Regions from separate parts of the Homo sapiens genome. Here region 2 is linked to region 1. Evidence: chromatin loops called from intact Hi-C (ENCODE). Cell type or tissue: heart right ventricle. All regions are shown on one strand. Each heading gives the region's core, and the rest is flanking DNA. Links, peaks and the distances in the headings are about the cores only. Region 1 overlaps HECW2 (HECT, C2 and WW domain containing E3 ubiquitin protein ligase 2). Region 2 has its middle 7.6 kb from the start of HECW2.

Region 1 (11,281 bases), core at 337-8,336:
GACAGCTCCTGCAATGAGAGTGTGACCACGCAGCTGTCCTCTGTGGACACACGGTGCTCCTCTCTTGAGAGCGCACGGTTTCCTGAAACCCCAGCCTTTTCTTCTCAGGAGGAGGAAGACGGAGCCTGTGCAGCAGAGCCCACCAGCAGTGGCCCTGCCGAAGGGTCGCAGGAATCCGTGTGCACTGCTGGTTCTTTACCTGTGGTACAGGTGCCCAGTGGGGAGGATGAAGGGCCAGGGGCAGAATCGGCCACTGTACCTGACCAGGAGGAGCTGGGGGAGGTCTGGCAGCGGAGGGGGAGCCTGGAGGGAGCTGCAGCTGCTGCCGAGAGCCCACCGCAAGAAGAAGGCAGTGCTGGGGAGGCCCAAGGCACCTGTGAAGGGGCAACTGCCCAGGAGGAGGGCGCTACTGGAGGTAGGATATGGACACCACTGTGGCTCTTGGCTCGAGCGTAGCTGTGCAGAGAGAAGTTCTGTAGTTTTCCCCTCAATGTAAATAAGGCTGCAGGTTACATATGACCTGAATTCCTCACCTTGAGGTTCAGCAGGCAAGAAGAGAGGCAAGATTGAAAACAGGGCCAGGAAGAGAAGGAAACAGGTAACAAATGAGTGGGCAGCTGAAACCCTTCCTCTAGATTAGGCCTCCTGTTTCTGAGCGGGGAGACCTTGGGACTTAATCACATAGCTAGGAAGAAGGCAGCATGGTTTGCATCCAGATGGGCTTGAGTTCAAATTCAGTGCTCTTTTAAAAAATGGCTCTTCTGCTGCTGAAGTAACAGGCCTGTTAAACAGCAATCTTCAAACTTAAATAATGGGTCTCTATTGGAACCGGGGTTTGTAGATACACAACCAAACAGGCTGGCAGCTTCAACCTTAGTGTAATCTGCAAAGGTTATGAGAAACACCTAGCCACTCTTCCTTTCTAAAATTTCACAGTGGAAGATTAATGTATGCTATGCATCAAAGGTAGTGTTTTTGTCTTCTACAATTTAGGAATGTCAACTAAGTTAGGTGATGTCTTCTGACTTGGAGAATAAGCTGTTTTTGTATCCAAGGACACAAATTTACACCTGAAATTTGTATTACGCTCAGTGAATGCAGCTCTCTAGAATGATTCCTTTAATATGCCCTGTAAGGATGCATTAAAAATCAAAGAGCAATTTCATATGTCTGGCTGGCATAACTCAGAAATAGGAATGATTTTCTTTTTCTGTAATGTATTTTTCTACCTACATGATCCCCTTCTTTTCTTCCTCCTCCTTTTTTTTTTTAAATTTTGTTTCCTTCATTATATTGTAGCCACCATGTGACCCTAAAGCATTAGCGCATGACCAGGACAGAGGCCGTTATGGGTGAGGGATGAGGCAGGGGAAGCTGCAGGAGCGGGGGATACATGCAGAGGACATTTCTTCAGGAAGCCCTCTTCTAAGCATTCACCTCCTATTCTCTTCTTTTGTTTCTAGGTCCTCATATGGGAAATGAGACTAAACAGAGAAAAGAAACTAGCCTTGGGAATTATGTTAGGTTTTTTGTATAGAGTCTGTTTTGATACTGAAAGAGAAAACAATACCTGGTAACTTTCTACCTTTAATCCTAGGTTCTCAAGCCAACGGCCACCAGCCACTGCGATCACTACCTTCAGTGCGCCAGGATGTTAGCCGGTACCAGAGGGTGGACGAGGCTCTCCCACCAAGTGAGGACCTGTTAGTTAAAAGGGCCCACCTTAATCAAACGGTGAAAGGTGACAGGCAGACCCATTCCCATGAGTCTCAAAAGATGGATACATGGTCTTCAAGCGGAAGGAATCTGGGGGTTGCCACTTGACATAGCAGGTGTAGTCCGGGACGTGCTAGGCCAATGACTCTTCTCTGGCACCATTATGCTGAAAGAAAGGGCAGCTGTAAATCCTGTGTTGCCCATGGGGTAAATAATAATGGAGGTAGATCCAGATATTTTGGGAAATTGGGTGCATAATAGAATTGTTTTAAATTATGCCTAACCACAGCATGAATGTTCTTTCAGCTAATAGACAAATTGGTACACTCTCTTAGAAAAACCTCACTCTATGTAATATACTGCCTTTTTGTTCACTTACAGCATTTAAAATCATTAAGCACAAGGTTCTGATTTTTTTTCTTAGGGATATGCGAGAAGTATTGTTAATTTCAGAAATTAGTCTACTAGTTATTTGGGATAGGACAATTAGCTGGGGACTTGAAAGACATTTCATTTATTTCACTTTCAGAAAACACTTAGCACTTAAGGAGAAATGGTGGAGGATTAGGGATGCTGGGATATAGTTACATAATCTGTATTCAAAGGTATGAGTGATACCCTTAGCCAATCATAATCCAAATGAAGTGTAAACTCTATTTAAATTTCGACAGTCCTTTAAAGAGATGTAGCTCTATGAGAGCAATGCATTTTGATGAATATTGATAAAGCCTGGTAAACATTGCTTTAAAAAAAACACTGGAAGGTATACCCTTTTGCCTTACCGCTTTCCCTTCTTGCTCACCCCCTCCACTTACCCATCTTATATGTGACCATGACAACAGGCTGATGCTTTGGTTCCTCTGTTTTAAAAATGGTGGAACATAAAGAAGGGAGGGGACGCGTTTAAAGGGTTACAATTCTGAGTGATTAGTCTGGCAAGTAGTGACAAAAGAGCTGAATGGTACTATGAAGAGTTTATCAAAATATCAGCTTAATCCTTTTGAAATTCTTTTGGGCACAGATCTTTCCCTTGTTTGTTTATTTGGATAACTAAGGGCCGTGACTCATAACAAACATATTTTAAGCAGTTTAAAATAAAATGGACTGAGAGATTAATTAACCTTGTATCATCTTAAGCAGGTAGAGGGGCCCAGGGACCCGAGAGGGCCACAGAAAACTTCCTTATTGATAAAACAATTGGTAAACCTTTAGAGAAAAGATGAGTCAAAAAAGGAAAATGTTTCTGGAAGATATTTAGGTATAATTGGAGCAAAACAAATTCAGAACACTAGGAGAGAGTTCTGGGAGAGCTTTATTTTTATGTATATACAGATTAATAGTCATTTAGAGTTTCAGAGGGTTGGACAGGAGCATTGCAGAAGTGTGTTGATAAATCACGTCTTCCTAGCCACATCCAATTGCTGTAATTTTTGCTGTATACAAGTTTGGTCTCCTGATTGTATTTAATAAAGACAGATACTTTCCTGCTGAAATTATGACCATAATTCATAAATGACATAAGATGTTTGTGACATCTCAATGTATTGTTTAAATATTGGTGTTTGCATTACACCCGTAGATACATCTTGGGAAATTTTTTTTACAATTGGCAGTTCCTTTTAATGAGTTGATGTATTTGCAAAAGTAAAGGCAACTTAGTGACTCATGGTATTTAATCAGTGACTGACAAACAGGAGAAAAATTCTTAAGAAGTGTTCCCTCTTATTCAGAGGTTTTCAGTGATGGCAGGGGGTGCCTCCCACTACACGATGTTTAGAGTTGAGGTGGGGTGGCCTTTCAGTATAACAGTGGTTGAAGGGTGCTACTGGCATTTAGTGGGTGGGGGGCCAGTGTATCAAACATCCTGCAATGGGGAGACAGTCTGATACAACTAAGAATTGTCCCACCCAAAATTCAACAGTGTGCACTCTAAGAAACACTTATCTGTGCTAATTTATTTAATACTTGGTAAATAACTTTTTTTTGTAAAATATAAACAGAATTTTTATATTTTAAAAACTCAGAAGTGAAGATGCCTCCCTCTAAAAATATAAGTTATGCACACACACACACACACACACACACACACACACACACACACTCATACACTCGTGCTGTAGGACCAAGCAACTTGCAAATCTGGGGATGTGTATTCTCATGGATAGGTTTTGGATTGTGATCTGAGCATACCTGATTGCTGTTCAGCTCTGTCTCCCATTCCCATGTGTGTCTCATCCTTGTGACAGTGTTAATCGCTTGGCTGCCCTTGCTACTTGTCTGTCCTCACCTCAGCTGGATCCCTGCCCTCCTTTTCTAACTGGACAACTTTGCTACCACCTCTGGTCATGCGTCTGACTTACAGCTGTGGCATCTACACTCTGTGGTGTCTTGTGGCTTCTGGGCTCAGCTTGGGGTGTCTGGCTGGATCGTGCAGATTGGCCCATCTCTTAAATGACCTGATTGAATTTTAAGGCTAACAGTTGTGATTTTTAACACTGTTAGTTATTATAACTTCATTTTTGCGGTGATTTACACTTTACAAAGCACACTTTTGCATGCTTTCCTTTATTTTTTGTTCTTTCAATAATTTTGTGAGGTAGGTGAAGCAGGTCTTGTCTGTAATTAATAGGTTGTTGCACAGAAGTCAGCTAATCTGATTCTTTTATTTTATAGTTGCAGAAACTGAAGCCCAGATAAATTAAGTAATTTGTTTAAGATTTCATGCAAGTAAAAGTTGACACAGAGTCTCAAATATTCCCTCTCCTCTATCAGGTATTCTGATCTGAGATTGGAAGGGAAGGGCCTATTGTGTGGGTAGATGAATGTAAATTCTGAAAGTCTGGTTTGAGGCAGAGGGTGGCTTACACGGTGATATGTTATTTATTGGGCACCACCAATGCCTCACATCAGAGGGTTTGGGGGTTTCACTGAAACTTCAATATATTGCAGTGCTTTGAGGTCAGACCCACCAGGAAGACTCAAAAGGTGCTCAGCTTTCTCTTCTTCTGGGATAGAGTTATGCAAAGAGGCCCTCCCCAAGGAGGCCCCTCACCTATTAGGGAAGTGGCTGCAGGGGTTTGAGCCAACATCATGTGGTCCAGATAGATGTGCTCTATTCAGCATCTGTATTAGACCCAGCAGCACCTTTCCTCTCTGTGCAGGTCACTCTCTTTCTACCCTAGGGACAAGCTACTGAAGCAGTGTAGTTTGAGCTTTGATGGCCACCATGTGGCATGATCATGGTGCACTGCGGCCTCAAACTCCTGGGCTCAAGTGAAGCTCCTGCCTCGGCCTCCTGAGTAGCTGGGACTATAGGCAAGCATGATCATGCCTGGCTGGTTTTTTTGTGTTTTTATTTTTTGTAGAGACAGGGGTCTAACTATGTTGCCAGGGCTGGCCTTGAACTCCTGGCCTCAAGCAATCCTCCCACCTTGGCCTCCCAAAGTGCTGGGATTATAGGTGCGAGCCACTGTGTCTGGCTTTGATTCTTTTTTCTTTCTCTTTATCATTATTATTGTTGTTCTTGTTATTTTAGCACCTTTTCATCATATTTTCAGGGATTTACTTGTTTGCTTTCTTCTTTTTTCATTCTTATTTCTCCCATCTCAAGAAGGGAACAGATCTTGGACTTAGTACTAAGTTTGATCAGTGGTGATGGTGATCTACCAATTGGTTCTCAAAATCTTACTCTTGCCTTAGACCACACAGAGTGCACTGTGGCCTTGGTGGCTTGTGTAACTCCAGCTCTGGTTGAGAGATATTCTAATGATTCGTAAAAAATAAGAAAGTTCCAGGCCTTGGAGTCAGCATGACACTGTTGAGAGCCTCCCAGGGAAGTAGCTTGGACTCAATTATGCCCAGAATGCCTTAAGAATTTTCTGTATCTTCTCATTCTGATGTTACTGATGGTCCTGTCAGCTAGAGGTAGTTGAGGGCTAAAGCCCTCTAAAATATTATCGGTGTGACAAATGTTGGTCTTTTTAGCATTAAGATGAGTGAAAAAACAATCGCCAGCCCAGCCCCTCTGAAAAACTATTTTCTTTTTCTCTTATTGATTCCAGTGTAATTGTGACTTAACCCATTGCTGCATTGGAGACAATATGGAATTGTTGTATAAACGTTTTTCCCCCAAAATGGTAGTTTTTCTAGGAATAGGCCTAGATTCAAGATGAACAGTCTGGGTTAGTGGACTCTGATAGGATCCCAGGATGTTGCATATTGTTAGGACTCGTCTATTACTTATGTGAGGGGTTCAAACTATGGGGGAACATTTATCATTTTTGTGGTTGTATACTTTCATTATTAAAGTATTTTTTAAAATGAAGGCCTAAAACCATGCAGTGAATCTGAAAAGTATAATTAATCTAAACTTAGAATTTCTACTATGTTTAGGGTTAGGGACTCTTATTCTCTAAGGTTACAACTTTGTTTTGAGGAAAAAATGGATACTTTTAAACTAAAAAGCTACCTTATTAAAAATTGAAGATTAAAGTGCCAAATATGCAACTACTTGACTTTTTAAAAAACTTTTTGTTCAAATAAAATAGCAGAAAAGAGCACATATGGCCTCCCGAATTCTTTCTACTAAACATACATGGCAGGCCACGCCATCAGCATTCTAGAAGTCCCCTTTGTACCCCCTTTCAATCACTGACCGCAACTCCGTATGGGGAAATGGACCTACCGTCCTGATTCCTAAAGTCATAGATAAGTTTAGCCTACTTTTGTACTTTATACAAATGGAATTTTACTTCCTTGAGTGTTCAAATAAGAAAAAAATATTTTTAAACACTGTCATCTGTCATTTATCACAAAGCTTATAATTTTCCTTGAAAGTACCTTTAGTTCATTAGAACTTAATCATCTCGCCATTTTGGTGATGATACCTGTGGTTATTATAGTTTTTTATAGTGGATTTATACATTTATTTCACAACAATCAGGTGCTTGATTTTACTAAATCCAATGATAACCAATTCAAAACCCTACCCATAGCACCCCCCCACCCATCCCTGATACGTTGTAATTCATGCTGTTTAGTTGTTAACTTCTCAATATCAGCATCCACTGAGATGTATTCACACCTCATCCGATCATAAGCCAAGTGGTCCAGTGGAGACCGAGGTCTGATTTGAAGGGAGTGGGAAAGGATGATGAGATGAGCAGAGGGATCACAGAAACAACCCTGCGCCCTTCCCACATATGTTGATTTTAAAAACTGTAAACTCTGAAGACCTTACGTTCTACCTGCCTCTGTTCCCTGCTGAGGAGACCAGTGCTGTGACAGTAACCTTGGAGTAGTTTTACCCACTTTCTAATTCTCCGACTTTCCCTTCATGTCCAGCCACTGAAAAGCGCCTATTTATATTTAAGTCTTAGGGTGTCTAAGAGTCTACTTGCACCTGGATTTTAGGCAAGGTTTAGGGTTTTGTTTGTTTGTTGTTGTTGTTGTTTTGAGATGGAATCCAACTCTGTTACCCAGGCTGGAGTGCAGTGGCGTGATCTCAGCTCACTACAGCCTCTGCCTCCTGGGTTCAAGTGATTCTCCTGTCTCAGCCTCCTGAGTAGCTGGGATTACAGGCATGCACCACCACCCCTGGCTGAATTTTGTATTTTTAGTAGAGACAGAGTTTCACCTAGTTGGCCAGGCTGGTCTCAAACTCCTGGCCTCAGGTGATCTGCCCGCCTTGCCCTCCCAAAGTGCTGGGATTACAGGTGTGAGCCACCGCACCCGGCCGCTGAGGTTTAGTTTCTTGTGAGCCCCCATTTCATGGTCTCTGAGAAATCTAGCATTTGCCTCATGGGTTTGTTCAGCAAACTAGCTACTGTTTTAAGTTCTTATTAATTTGTGTCAGTGTTGCTCAAATTTTAGTGTGTCTAGGAATAAGCCGAGAAGGTTGTTAAAAGTGTAGATAACTGAGCCCTAGCTTCAGATAGTCTGATTCTGAAGACCTGGGGTGCATCATAGGAATCTGCATTTTTATTGATCCTCAAAGTGATTCTGGCACATGTTGTCAGAGTCCACCTACCTTGAGAAACATTTCTGTAGGTAATAGTTTTCAAACCTTATTATTGTCATGAAGCTATTTATGCAAATGAAATATTATGTGGAACACCAATATACACAGCAATAACATTGGAGCTGTCATGGCTAAAATAGGATTGTCAGGTGTTTGTGGAGCCCTGTCCCTCAGGGACTCAAATCTCCTGGCCCTGTAAGGCTAGCCTAGACATAAAATGTTACTAGGTTCTTGCTGAACTTAATATAATAAAATGGGCATAATTTTATAGATTCCTAGAATACTAGAACTGGAAGAGACCTTTGCAATTGTTTGATTGTGTCCTCTAATTTTTCAAAACTGTGATTCATAGGGGTGTAGTGACTTTTTTTAAGGTCTTGTAGTGAAAGTGTGTCAAGCCACAGCCAGAAATCAGGCCTTCTACCTCCCAATTCAGTGCAAAACACACACACACACACACACAAAATCGTTGCTCTCGTTTTCACTGCACCCTGATTATATAACATATTTGACAATGTGGCAAGACAAGGAAGTAAATGTTAAGTCCTCAGCCTTCTAACTCTGCCTATCTCATTTTAGCATTGTCTATCTGAAAGAAACTTTGATGCTATGAAATGAGTTTTCATATGCTTTCTTATACCAAAAACAAACCAGGCCCAATATAAAGACATATAAGATGTTGGAGCAGTTGTACCCAGCAAAGTAACTTTGATAGATACAACAGAGAGCTAACCTTCCTGCAGGCACCTCTGCTGCCTTTGCCTGGGTAGAATGATATTGACAGCGTGGGTAGAAGTGGATATGTAGTTCATGGATAAACCAATAGCATAACAGCCCTTCCTGATTCAGAGCCAAGCATTCACTTGAAATTGGCACTATAGAATTTGTCTTTATGGGGTCTTGAGTAATTACATCAGTGTGAAGATACAGTATTTGATAGGGATAATTTTAATATGTGTTCAGTGTTCCATGACCTTAGAAAGCAAATTTTTGGTCCTTGTTTTCTTATTCTCCCCATTGCACATTGAAAGGTCTTTATTGAACTATAAATTAAGGCTATTACTGGCCTTTGTAGAAGATGAATACAAGAATCATTCTTTTTTGTGGCTTTGTGTCATTTTAAATTATTTTTTCATTTATTACATGCTATGTGCAAGACACATTAATTTGGCTGTTCTCTCTTCCACCTAGCCATTTTGCTATACATATAGACCTCAAGCAAGCCATAGTCATATTTCACTTGGTAAATTCCTACTTTGTTAGTTCCAGGAAAAAATTCCATCTTTGAGAATTTCTTTCACTGTTTTTGTCAGAAAATGGAAAGTATGCAACAATATGTTTTCTTTTCTGCCATAACTGCCAGAAAATTAAGAGCCAAATTTTAGTAATAATCTAATCTTGGGAGTTTGGCAGCATCTTCTCTCTCTGTTTCCTTTAGCTGGTCTAGTTGGTCTCTATTTTTTTATCCTGAATTGACCTATTCTACATTTTTAAAATTGGGACTACTGTAAACATTCTTTGGAGAAGAATTGGTCATTTCTTTTCATGTGTATTTGATTTGATGTCTATGTGCCTGAATTACCCTGACTCCGATGAGAAAGGAATGAGATGGGGTAATTGGTTCCCAAAATCTTTTGAGATGGAAAAGCATGCAAGGAGCAGAGCAAAACAGTGAAATAAATCAAAGTGTTTTGAAAAATGGTTCCTGAAGATGCTTTAATGTACTTGCTATTTGTGAGCATATCAACAGGCTGGGCGTGAGGTCTTTTGAAAATGTCTTATTGATGGGACTGCAGTGCCCAAAGAATTCAGATTTGGCAGGGTGTTTCATGGTAGAGTCTGTGTTACCTTGGAACATGAATGGCATTGAGTTGTTTGCTGTCTGTGTGGTGCTTTTGTTCAGCCCAATTCCTCTTTCTTTTGCCATTTGTCATAAATTACAATGTGCTGAGATCAACAAAAGATGTCTTTCTGCTCCTAGCTGAGGTGATGGCCTTCAGCAATGGTCTGGTGCAGGCTGAGCTCTACCATGCAGGTCTTTCCAACCCTAAGGACTCTGTTGGGATACTTACCCTGTTCCCTTACAGAGCAAATGCCATAGGTGGTCAGGAGAAAATATGCCCTCCTTCTGGTCTCCAGGATTAGCCCCACTGTGTCTGTTGATAAGCATGTGATCACATGGACAGTTTTGGGATAGTTGAATGTGTCAGGAGAAAAATGCTTATTAATTTCAAAAAATAACTTACACAAAAATATAAATGCACAAAGAATTTTCCTGGTTAAAGAATAGATTTCTGCTGTTTTCATGTTTCCTGTGCAAATTACCCTTCACACTTGTAATAAGTTTCAAAATTTTGCCTTTTGAAAAGATCAGCTCATGCTCTGTGGATTTCAGTAGGTGAATGGCCTTTTAGAGAGTCACAAAGGTGGGGTGTCTGACTCTGAAGACCAATCTGCCTTCTGAACATTCACTTGTATATCTCTCTAGAAAGATTTAACACACTTAAAAATAAAATTAATCTTTTAAAACGTTATGTTTATTTGAGGTTGGGAAGCAAGAAATTGCACTTGCTCTGAAAATGTAGTCATCTTTGGAAAAGTGCAAATAGAAGTTTGTAGATAATGATACTGTTTCATCACTAGGCGAGCATAGTTATTTTAGTTATTTTTTTCTGAGGACTAAATTTACTACAATTGTGCATGAATATGCGTGTGGAAGTCTCCAGCTATGAGGCTTTCATTGAAGCTAGAAAAGACATGGAGAAATCAGGTTTTTTTGGTGAAAATAAACATCAATACCCATTTTGACGTGAATATCTGAAGTGTTATGAAACCAACTACATATATTTTTAAAATGCTGGGGCTCATACGTGAAGGGTGAGCACTGTGGGCAAATTTGGAAAGATTCTCTACATTTAAAGATTATTTAAGGGACTGGTATTATATGCACAGGATAGGCTAAATAATCAGTCACAACAGATTCTGGAGTGAACTGGGGAGAAGTATGGGATAGTGCAGTGAGATGTATGTTATTAGTCTCAGATTATAGCATGTCAGAGAAAGAAAACACATGCCAAACTTAATGAACCCTATTAATCATCTCAGCTCCTCCTCCTAATTCCTTTCGGTGCCTCACTGCCATTTAGACTGGGAGGCACGCATTGACAGCCACGGCAGGATCTTCTACGTGGATCACGTAAACAGAACCACGACGTGGCAGCGACCGACAGCTCCCCCAGCCCCGCAGGTGCTGCAGAGATCTAACTCCATACAGCAAATGGAGCAGCTGAACCGGCGGTGAGGATGAACATTTTGCTGTGACTGTTGTATTTTGTGGTTGGGCTAATTTTTACTTGGCACAAAGTAGAAGACATGGTTGTCTCTTTGATCTTTGTGTGTCCTGTCGTTAAAGTGTAGCTGTTACCGCTTTTGATTCCCAGACTTCAATTGGACTTCTCTTGATTAAAAAAAAATAATAATACTCACCCACATATATACCTTGTTTGGAAACTAGAGAACAAATAAATAAATGTGACCCCTTTAGTC
Region 2 (11,281 bases), core at 1,232-9,231, 290 kb before region 1:
CCCCGCAAGATCTTAGCAACCACAATTATACTTTCTGTTTCTATAAATTTGGCTACTCTAGGTATCTCATATAAATAGAATCATACAATATTTTTCCTGTTGTGTCTGGCTTATTTCACTTGGACTAATATCGTAGCATGAGTCAAGATTTCCTTCCTTTTTAGGATAAATAATATTCCTTTGTAGGTACATGCCACATTTTATTTGTCCATTCCACTGTTGATGGACATTTGTGTTGTTTCCACCTTTTGGCTGTTATGAATAATGCTGCTGTGAACATTGGCATATAAATATCTGTTCACATAGGAGCATGGTTTTTAACTATGGAAGTTACAATTCACCTGGGACATATTCTCAAAATATGTATGACAAGAAAGTGGGAGGAGACTGTCTTAGTCTGTTTGGGCTGCTATAACAAAATACCATAAACTGGGTAGCTTATAAACAACAGAAATTTATTTCTCACAGTTCTGGAGGCTGAGAAGTCCAAGATCCCATCCCCAGCAGAGCTGGTATCCGGTAAGGACCCATTTCCTGGTTCATAAATGGTATCTTCTAGCTGTGTCTTTGCATGGTGAAAGAGGCAAACAAGATACCTGGGCTTTTTTTTTTTTTTTAAATAAGGGTACCGATTTCATTTATGAGGGCTCTTCCATCATTACCTAATCACCTTCCAAAGGCCCCACCACCTAACACTATCACACTAGGCATTAGGTTTTAATGTAGGAATTTTGGAGGGACCCAAACATTCAGAGCACAGCAGAGACTCTAAGTATAGAGGCTTTGATTCAGTGTGTGTGGTGATTCCAAGGCACACATCTGGTTACAAATCACTGCTCTTATGTATCAAGAAGACATATAAACATATAAATAATGAGATTAAAAATTGAAACACATCAATGGGACTCTCCAGAAATAGCCAAGCTTAGGAAATGATTTCTAAGCATTTTTGTGAATGGGAAAAGAGTGTTATCATCCAGAAAAGTGTTATGTTTCATCTGGAAGATATCCGAAAATGATAAGAGGCTAATGTAAAATAGTTGTAACACTGGATGTTATTACTTGAAATAATGTCACGGAAGAAGCGTTTAGTACTATCAATGAGTATCCCCTTGGAGAAGTTGGGTGGTAGTTTGTCAGTAGGTCTATAGCATTTTCCGAAAGAGAGCAAGCTTTGGTTCTAAAAGTGGTACTGGTAATTTTTAAAAATTTTTCATTGGCTTCCAATATAAATACAAAAGGTAAGCCCCTATTGTAAATGTACGGCTCAATAAAGTTTCACAAATGAATCTACCTGTATAACTAGCACCAAGATTATATAAGGTAACATCACCAGCTTCCCAGAATCCCCTCTCATGGTTCTCTTTCAATCATAACCTCCCCACCCAAGGTAATTGCTATCCTGACCATACAATATATGCTTTTTTGTGTCTTTTTTCGCTCAACATTACGCTTGGGAGATTCAACCATATTGTTTCAGACAATGGTTGTACAGACCTTGACTTAACAATGGTTCTACTTATTATTTTTCCACTTTACCATGGTGCAAAAGCAACATGCATTCAGTATGTACCTCAACTTATGATGCAGTTATATCTGGATAAACTTGTTGTAAGTTGAAAATATTGTAAGTCAAAACCCACTTTCAACTTACAATGGTTTTATTGGAATGTAACCCCATCATAAGTCAAGACGTATTGGTATGTAGTTATAATTTGTTTATCCCTATTACTGTATAGTGTTCCCTGTAGGTACTGTGTTTGCTTTTGTTTTTTGTTTTTTAAATGTAGGCATATACTTGTGTATATAACAGCAATTCATATGTCAACATAAATTCATGGGAAACTCCCTTAAAAATATCCAGCGCCTCTAGTTCTAACTCTGTGCTCAACACGATACAAACATCTGATCTGTTATTTCAGATTCTAAACAGTATTACCCACCAGAAGGGAGAACCCTGGGTGGATGGCCTAATAGTTTTGATGCCAGAGATTTTCTTCTGCAAGTTAATAAATTGAATTTTGGAATTATCACTCAGTGTCCTATGGGTTTGTTTGACATAAATAGATTCCCTATGGTTCCATTATCTCCAGGTAAATTGATAAAATTAAAATTTTTGAACCTTCAAAATGTAAGTAAAAATTCTCAATGAAGCTAGGTCTCAAATGACCTGATGGCAATTGATTTGGTTTGTATTGACTCAAACTCTATTAATCTGAACTGTAAAGACTGTCTACTCTAAATGTACTTCTAACTGTGTCTGAATCTATCATTTCTTGGAGTGTAAATATCCTGAAAAAGAATGTCTGTCAAAAGCTCAGCAGAAAATAGAAGGCATGTTGAGCTGGGATGTTGTACATAATGTCATGAAACATCTATTCGCAGAGGCTTGGGCAGGGTTAAGAAAACTAACAAGGAATGTTGAAGCACCCAGGGATCTGCAACACTGGGATGCTGCTACTATTCATAGGCACAAAGGGAGGAGGGAAGGCAAGGATGTCCCTGGAGTCCAGAGAGGGCTGGGGCAGTGGAAGGGGCATGGACTGACAGGAGGGATGCTGGACCTGCATCACCAAGTCGAGGAGGAAGTTGGGGAGGAAAAAATCACTCTCACTTTTCTTTTCTTTCTTTCTTTCTTTCTTTTTTTTTTTTTTTTGAGACAGAAGCTCACTCTGTTGCCCAGGCTGGAGTGCAGTGGCACGATCTCAGCTCACCACAACCTCTGCCTTCTGGGTTCAAGTGATTCTCCTGCGTCAGCCTCCCAAGTAGCTGGCACTACGGGTGCGTGCCACAATGCCCAGCTGATTTTTGTATTTTTAGTAGAGACAGGGTTTCACCATGTTGGCCAGGATGGTCTCCATCTCTTGACCTTGCGTTCTGCCCGCCTCGGCCTCCCAAAGTGCTGGGATTACAGACATGAGCCACCGCGCCCGGCCACTCTCAGTTTTCTCTCTCCCTCCTCTCCAACCTCCCCCAGTTCCAGAGGGCAAGAGAGCCTGTTGTGCAGTCCATAGTGTCAGCCTTTCAGGACTCAAAGAAGGGCAGGGAAGGGTAGAACATGGGTCCCAGAGAATTGGCTTGGCATAAGAGACAACCAGTGCCAAAGGATAAGTTTTGTGTAGTATAACATTGGCACAGGACATAGGTAAAGAATAACACTAAAAATGACACCATAATTAAAATTCTTAATTTTATATGATTTTTCTAGGACCTCACACTTTAAATTTAGCAATGTATTTTCTATGTTTCTGTTTCAATTTAGCTCTCCTTAGATTAATTGCTGCATCAGCTGTCACCTCTGTGTCCTAAATCACAACATAGACTCCTTGGCCCAAGTTTCAGTAATGATACAGCTTCTGGGAAAGGTCTTTCCTTTGGCCAAAAACTGTAGCATCACCCAGTCTTCTTCTCAACAAACAGAATCAAGTTTTAGGTTAGAATTTGGAGCCAAGGGGAATTGCTGAGTTGATCTGATATATTTTTCTATAAACAAGAAAAAATAGGTAAATTATATTATACATTTTGGATTTTTTAAAGCATTCACTATATGTATATATACACATATATACATATATACACATATGTACATACATACACATATATACACATATACACACACATACACACACACACACACACACACACATATATATATATTTTTTAGACAGACTCTTGCTCTGTCACCCAAGCTGGAGTGCAGTGGCACGATCTCGGCTCACTGCAACCTCCACCTCCCAGGTTCAAGCAATTCTCCTGCCTCTGCCTCCTGAGTAGCTGCGATTCAGGCACCCACCGCCACACGCCTGGCTAATTTTGTATTTTTAGTAGAGACGCGGTTTCACCATGTTGGCCAGGCTGGTCTCGAACTCATGACCTCATGTGACCTCAGCCTCCCAAATTGCTGGAATTACAGGTATAAGCCATCTTGCCCAGCTGATATTTCTTAGATGCATAATTATGCTTAAGAGATTCACCCATATTGTTATAGATGGTAACCAAATATTAGAGGATAATAACCAAAGTATTATCCTCTCAGGGATCTCTTTCTATATGTTTGTTTATTTTGCCTTCTCATCTCAGGAAGTCGTGAAGATATATATTCATTCAAAAAGTGATTTGGGGATTTTCCTATATAAATATTACTGAAAATGCTATAAGGGGGTAGTAGCATCATGAAATATACTAACAAATAAAAACAATAAGAAGGTAAGAAACTTTAAAAAAACGATTTAAACAAATGCAAAAGAAATCTGAGCAAGCGAGTAATTTGAATGAGAGTGAGATTAATTTGAGGTGTCTTCAGGAAAGAAGTAATTTTAAAGCTATCTTAGCTTAACACAAGAGACAATACCCCATGGTAGAAAAACCACTGCACGAGGAGTTCAAAACCTGGTGCTGATCCTGGTAAATGACTTATCCTTTCTGTGCTTCAATTTCCTCACAATTAAGTTAGAATAATAGTGCAACTAATTCCTCAAAAGAGAAATTATATAGTGAACTTACTGAGTTCAATACCCTTTGCCAATAATGCGAGTGTAATATTTTAAAAATACCTCCTGATTTAGTTTCCCTCATTGTTTAGCAGACCTCTTTCCCCATCTTTACCTCCATGGAGGCTTAGCAGTGTGGCTGCGTTTGGGAGGGAACACATGCCATAAAGGCACTGGGAAGCCCAGAGGCTCTGCTTCTGACCAGAGGAAGTCGTAGGTAAACAGGAAGGGGCGGTGAAAGCAAAGACATCTCTTCCAGGTCTCGCAGGTCATGGGATAAGGCAGACAGGAGAGGCCCACCGTGTGGCAGATGTATTCCTCAAAATATATGCCCTTTCTGGGCTTTGGCCCAGAAGAGTGGATATGTTAGGGCAGGGACGCTTGCTTCAGCTTATATTTAAGGGTTAGGAAGGAGACTGCCTTACAGGATGCCCTGTTGCCAACCTGAGAGCAGCTGTAGCCAAGTAAATTCAGGGGTGCAGTGTCATGGTTAGGCAGAGAGAAACTCTGAGTTTAACTTTATTTACTGAGCCCAGGCCATGGAATTGATGGCACATGTGACTAAATGTTAGAGGAAGCTATAGCAGCAGCAGCAGCAGCAGCAGCAGCAGCAACTATGAGGAGGTCAAATCCGCTAGGGAGCAATGCAGGGCCCCGTGCAAGCTGAGAGATCAAACTGTGAGATCAAACTGTGAGTCACAGCAGCCACAGGCGTCAGTTGCTATAAGTGGAATCACCAGGGTGGGACCAGTCAACCTTCTGCAGTCCAGGCAACCCAGATGGCCACTCCCCATGACAGGCCGGCACGCTCAAGGATGCCATGAGGACAGCTGGATCCAGCAACCCAGCCGCTGTCATGCAATCACAGAAGCCACCATTGCCACCTTTCCTCCCAGCCACTAGCTTGAGAGTGGAGACAAATCTGGGAGACTGAGGCTTGCCAAACTAAACAAGTTGAGAATTAATCTAAATAGAATCCTTTAACCATTATATTTTTTCAGCCAACTAATTTTATCAGGTTGGCTTTCTTTTTTTAGATTAAAAAAAAGTTTTTGTTACCAAGCAGGAAAGATGAAATCATACACACAAAACAAAATGAAACATAAGTATTAATAGTAATAATACCTTTGCAGCAGAATCATAACTATATTTACATTAAACTCATATCTTTGTATTAGTCCCTGGAATACTGGAATACTTAACTTTTTTGAATAAATGGATGAATGAAGCTCATAAAAATAATATATTTTTTGGAAACTTGGTATGGGCAAATACTACTGTAAAGAATCTTAAAAACAAGGTGATGGTGGACAGAATCTCTGATACAGTCAGCACCTTTGTACTTACTGTTTCCCTTCTCCTTCTCCTTCTCCTCCTTCTTCTCCTTCTCCTTCTTCTTTTTTTTGAGAAAGTCTTCTTCTGTTCCCCAAGCTGGAGTACAGTAGTGACATGATCGTAGCACACTGCAGCCTGGACCTCCCAGGGTTAAGTAATCTCCTCACCTAGCCCCCTGGACTCAAATGATCCTCCCATCTTGCTCTCCCAAACTGTTGGCATTACAGGCATGAGCCACTGCACCTGGCCTGTTTCTCCTTCTTAGAATGCTCTCCCCCCACATGACTGCTTGTTTGGTTCTTTTTCTCCGGTCTTTATTTAAAAGTCATCTTCTCAGGGAGGGTGTTTACTATCTAATATTCCAACCCCTTGAAAACTTTCTATCTCTATCTTCTTTTCTTATACTTATGTGAACATAATTTACATTTTTAGATTTATTTGTGCTTAGGATCAGTAACACTAGCAGTTCTGACAACTAACTCCTAAATATGAGTGATTTAACATGAGAAATGGTTATTTCTTATTCATGTAACAAGTCTAGGGGTAAGTGGAGCTATTCTCTTGGGTAGCTCTTTTCCAAGTGGAACTCAGAAAGCCAGACTTTCATGTTGCAGTGCTGCTATCTTTCAAAATGTGGCCTTTCATGGTCTCTAGGGAAGGGGAAAAGGGAGACAGAGAAGGCACGTTATGTAATTCACCATCTCGGCCCAGATGTGACCCATATTAGTTCTGCTCACATTTCATTGGATAGTTAGTCACATTGCCATTTAACACAAGGAAGCCTCGGAAACATATAGAAGGACATAGTTACTGGTAAAGACCAATATATTGCCTTCTGGTCACCAAATATCCATTTTAGGCAGACAAATGAGTGAAGTCTCTGAGTGTGGGTGACATCTAAGTAGCTTAACACTTTCTTTCTTGCTCACATTACAGGACCCCACCAAATGATGGCTCAGGGATCCAGTCTCCTTCCATTTTGTGAGGATACCTTTTCAACACATGGCCCCTGTGGTTTCCAGTGAAGGCAAAGAGAATGAGAGAAGTCACACTATATTCTTAATCTTCACAGCCACAAGTGAGCCCCATCAAAACTCCTTAAGTTCTATTTGCCAGAAGTAGTCACATGGCTATCCTAATTGCAAACGAGGATGGAAAATGTAGAAGAGCATATGGATTTTGTAAACACTGATACTCTGCCACATGTTGCTTATTATTTGATCTCTGCTTCCCTATCCCACTAGAAAATCAGCATCACAAGGGCAGGGATTTTTGTCTATTCCCTTCACCTCTGCATCCTCAATAGTTAGAAGAGATCCTTTCTCATTAGTAAGTGGTTATTAAATATTTACTTAAAGGATATGTGAAATGGAGAACCCAGAGATTCTCATCATTGGTAATGAGTGAGAACTGGAAGACAGAAAGAAAGGATACTGAGCAACCAAAATAGATATCACGAAATTTATGCACCAAAGTTCATGTCCATTATCCACTGAACCTCCTCCCTCCCACAAGCCATTTTAGACAAAGTTCTAATATTTATTTAGTCTATCAATTCCATATAAAACCACAAGCAGGAAATTAGAATGAGATAAGAAAGATTATCAAGAAAGGAAAAAAATGAGCGGTGACAGGAAAAAAATGCGAGGTCCTAGAGAAAAAGTTACTCTTAAAGTACCACAATAACAAAAAAACCGATAGAAGCCTGAGGCCATTTAGTCTAAGGGCAAGACCACTTCTACATAGAAGCTTCTAAGAGTATCCCTGAATTAGAGCATGATAAATAAATCATAGCCACTATGAAAATAATGAGTCAATTATCTTTAGTATACTTTCTTTAAAAAGGCAGAAAAGTCATAATACATCTAAGAATATATTTTGGCATTCAAATGGATATCCTTTGGTCATTCTACAAATTCCCTGGCTGTAACTATTAATTCATTCTCTTAGGATTGTTGACAGATAAAATACTACAGAAATGACTGTCTCAAGGCAATATTGTGCTTAAGTTAGTCACCTCTTCAGTTGGAATCTCCCACTTTTTTTGAGATGGAGTCTCACTTTGTCACCCAGGCTGGAGTGCAGTGGTGTGATCTTGGCTCACTGCATCCTCTGCTTCCCAGGTTCAAGAGATTCTCCTACCTCAGCCTCCGGAGTAGCTGGGATTACAGGCACCCATCACCACATCTGGCTAATTTCTGTATTTTTAGAAGAGACTGGGTTCCACCACGTTGGCTAGGCTGGTCTTGAACTCCTGACCTCAAGTGATCCACCTGCCTCGGCCTCCCAAAGTGCTGTGATTACAGGCGTGAGCTACGGTGCCTGGCCTGGAAGCTCCCGTTCTTTGAATACTACACAGATTAGGTCACACTGAGGACAGATTCAGGTTCTGTGGAGACTGATGATTATACAATTCAGGACACTTCTTCCCTCCCTCTCCCCATCCCCTCCCCCTCCTCTCTCCATCCCCTCCCCCTCCCCTTCCTCTCCCCTTCCCTTTCCCTCCCCTTCCCCTTTCCCTCCCCTTCTCCTCCCCTTCCCCTCCCCTTCCCCTCCTCCCCTCCCCTTCCTTTCCCCCCTTCCCCTTCCCCTCCCCTTCCCCTCCTCCCCTCCCCTTCCCTTCCCCCCTTCCCCTCTTACCCTCCCCTTCCCTTCCCCCCTTCCCCTTCCCCTCCCCTTCCCCTCCTCCCTTCCCCTTCCCTTCCCCCCTTCCCCTCTTACCCTCCCCTTCCCTTCCCCCCTTCCCCTTCCCCTCCCCTTCCCCTCCTCCCTTCCCCTTCCCTTCCCCCCTTCCCCTCTCTTTCCCCTCTCGCCCCCACCTTTCCCTCCCCCTCCCCTCCCTTTCCTTCCCTTTCCTTCCTTCCCTTCCCTTCTTTTCTTTTTTCTTTTTTCGAGACAGAGTTTCGCTCTTGTTGCCCAGGCTGGAGTGCAATGGCATGATCTCGGCTCACGGCAACCTCTGCCTCCCAGGTTCAAGCAATTCTCCTGCCTCAGCCTCCTGAGTACCTGGGATTACAGGTGCCTGCCACCACACCCAGCTGATTTTTCGTATTTTTAGTAGAGACAGTTTTCACCATGTTGGCCAGACTGGTCTTGAACTCCCAATTCAAGACACTTTTTAAGAAAAAAAAAATACACATTATACATACAAAATGAGGTACTGAAAAGAATATATATCCAGAATTAAAAAAATCACAACAATTCGCACATTCAAAAAATCTTATAAGGCTGGGCATGGTGACTCACGCCTGTAATCCCAGCACTTTGGGAAGCCGAGGCCGGTGAATCACTTGAGGTCAGGAGTTTGAGACCAGCCTGGCCAACATGGTTGAACCCCGTCTCTACTAAAAATACAGAAATTAGCCAGATGTGATGGTGGGTTCCTGTAATCCCACCTACTCTGGAGGCTAAGGCAGGAGAACTGCTTGAACCTGGGAGGCGGAGGTTGCAGTGAGCCAAGACCGCGCCACTGCACCCCAGCCTAGGCGACAGTGACACTCCATCTCAAAAAAAAAAAACCAAACAGCAACAACAACAACAACAACAAAACAACCTTACAAGTATTAGATCACCAAATACAGAAAAATACCACGATCTTTAAATTAATTAACTGCCTGACATACCTCTGTGATATGTCTTTCCTACGTATTTTGGCTTTATACTCTTTGATTTATTCTTCATATGAAAATGATTTTGTGACATTATGTTCTATAGAGTTAATAGATATTCCAGTGTTTTCACTAGTAAAGTTGACTAAAATTTGTTTTTATTACTGATAGTTTAGAGGAGTTTCTTTTCAGTCCACAATGCATTATTGGGAAAGTAACATATTTTTAGGATTGTTTCAAAATTTAGGAAAATCACTATTAAATTTATTTCACATATAAACAATAAGATGTGGGAGGGTTTTCCATATTCTAGTTCTGAATCCGTACATACATTTCAAACATCATTTACCCCGTTACCCATATACTTCTGTGCTGGGTGCTGAAGTATGCAGTTATTAATACTTGGTGGTATAATTTCCATCCCTTTACCTTTGTGTCACAACACTGAAGGGCCCAAGTGACTGTCTTTGCACAGTCAAAATAGACATCACTGTCACAACTTTAATGCCCACAGACCACATAAATGTATTCCACTTAACCAATTCAACTTCCCTTTAGCCAGATCCCCACAAATGTCCACAATCACTCCACTTCTTTCGGAACAAGGGGAATTAGGACAACACGGAAGTTAGAATGAAAAGGGACAGCAGTCTTGTCTTAATTCAAGCTGCAATAACAAAGCATCCTAGACTGGGTGGCTTATGAACAACAGAAATTTATTTTTCACAGTTCTGGACGCCAGAAGAATGAGATCAGGGTGCCAGTGTGGTTGTGATGTGGGTGGGAAGGCCCTCTTCCAGTTGCAGACTGCCATCTTTTCTTTGTATCCTCAAGAGGCAGAAAGAGGGTGAGAGAGCTCTCTTGGGTTTCTTTTATAAGGGCATTTATTCCATCACCTCCCAAAGGCCCCACCTCCTAATACCATCACATTAGGGGTTAGGATTTCAACACATGAATTTGGGGGAGCACAAACATTCAGTCCACTGCAAATCGCTTGAGATTAAAATATCTTACTTTGGAAGCTTTTATAAAAATATAAGACCACATGAACATGTCTCTCAGGCTCCTTCTGTGTTGTTGGAAGAGGGCTGGAGTATAAGTTTCTTGGAATCTGCCTTTGGGTTTAGCTTTGGCCATATGCTTTAGAAGGAGCAGTCACAAACCTTGGCACATCTGTAGAAAGGAAGTAACCTAGGATGATGAAGGGTCAGGACACATTGCCATGTGTCCTGCATGACTTATGGGTCATGCAAAGATCTTGGAAAAGAGACAATTCAAGTGGTTCACAAGTTTGTCTTCAGTGCTTGGAGTACTCTCAGGTGGAAGAAATATTTCAACTCAATATAAGGGATCACTTCCTAATGTCAGGCCAGTTTCAATGCAGAATTGACCAGCTTGTAAAGTACTGAGTTCTCTTTAAGGGAATGGCTCCAGGAGAGGATAAGTGAGACCCGGTCAGAGATCTTGTGAAGGAGAGTGGTGGTGATGACGAACGGGGAGTGCAGTGTGAAAGAACCTACCTAATCTTTACACACCTTTGCAAGTTTGAGATTTTTAGGATGACTTTGCTATTAATGTTCTTTGATGCCTTAGTCTCGGTTTTAATGGTCGATATGTAGAAAGTTTTAAAGGTAGTAGGGGCTGCTTTTAAAGTGAGAGAAAAATGTTTTTTAAGACCTAGGGCAGCAATAGTGATTCACTTTGCCTCTATTCATTTTTAGGGTTCTTCTTTCTCCCTCCTTTCCTCCCTTCCTCCCTTCCTCCTCTTTTCTTTTCTTTCTTTTTCTGTTTTTCTTTTCTTTCTTTCTTTTTCCTCCTCCTCCTCCTTCTTCTTCCTCTTCCTCTTCT

Evidence for each region. Hi-C counts contacts between places; a loop is a spot of excess contacts. Peaks named below come from ENCODE experiments on the same cell type or tissue, not always from the same donor. Only the 100,000 strongest peaks of a DNase experiment are listed, where the experiment ranks them.
Region 2: a loop joins it to region 1, with 2.5 times the contacts of the local background. A loop is called at or near these places in 6 of 110 quality-filtered maps.

Annotation. Positions count from the first base shown.
Region 1 is chr2:196,307,686-196,318,966 of GRCh38, reverse strand. HECW2 (HECT, C2 and WW domain containing E3 ubiquitin protein ligase 2) reads left to right here. Exons shown (of 29, transcript NM_001348768.2): 9 at 1-415; 10 at 1,598-1,693; 11 at 10,882-11,032. Among named protein-coding and RNA genes, the nearest start is that of HECW2-AS1, 53 kb to the right of the region's middle. RefSeq lists an enhancer at 157-658. In heart right ventricle, for the core only: a CTCF peak has its summit at 4,070; a DNase peak (open chromatin) is centred at 3,987; H3K27ac peaks cover 1,502 bases.
Region 2 is chr2:196,595,531-196,606,811 of GRCh38, reverse strand. No RefSeq gene overlaps it. Among named protein-coding and RNA genes, the nearest start is that of HECW2, 7.6 kb to the right of the region's middle. In heart right ventricle, for the core only: a CTCF peak has its summit at 5,108; a DNase peak (open chromatin) is centred at 5,171; H3K27ac peaks cover 990 bases.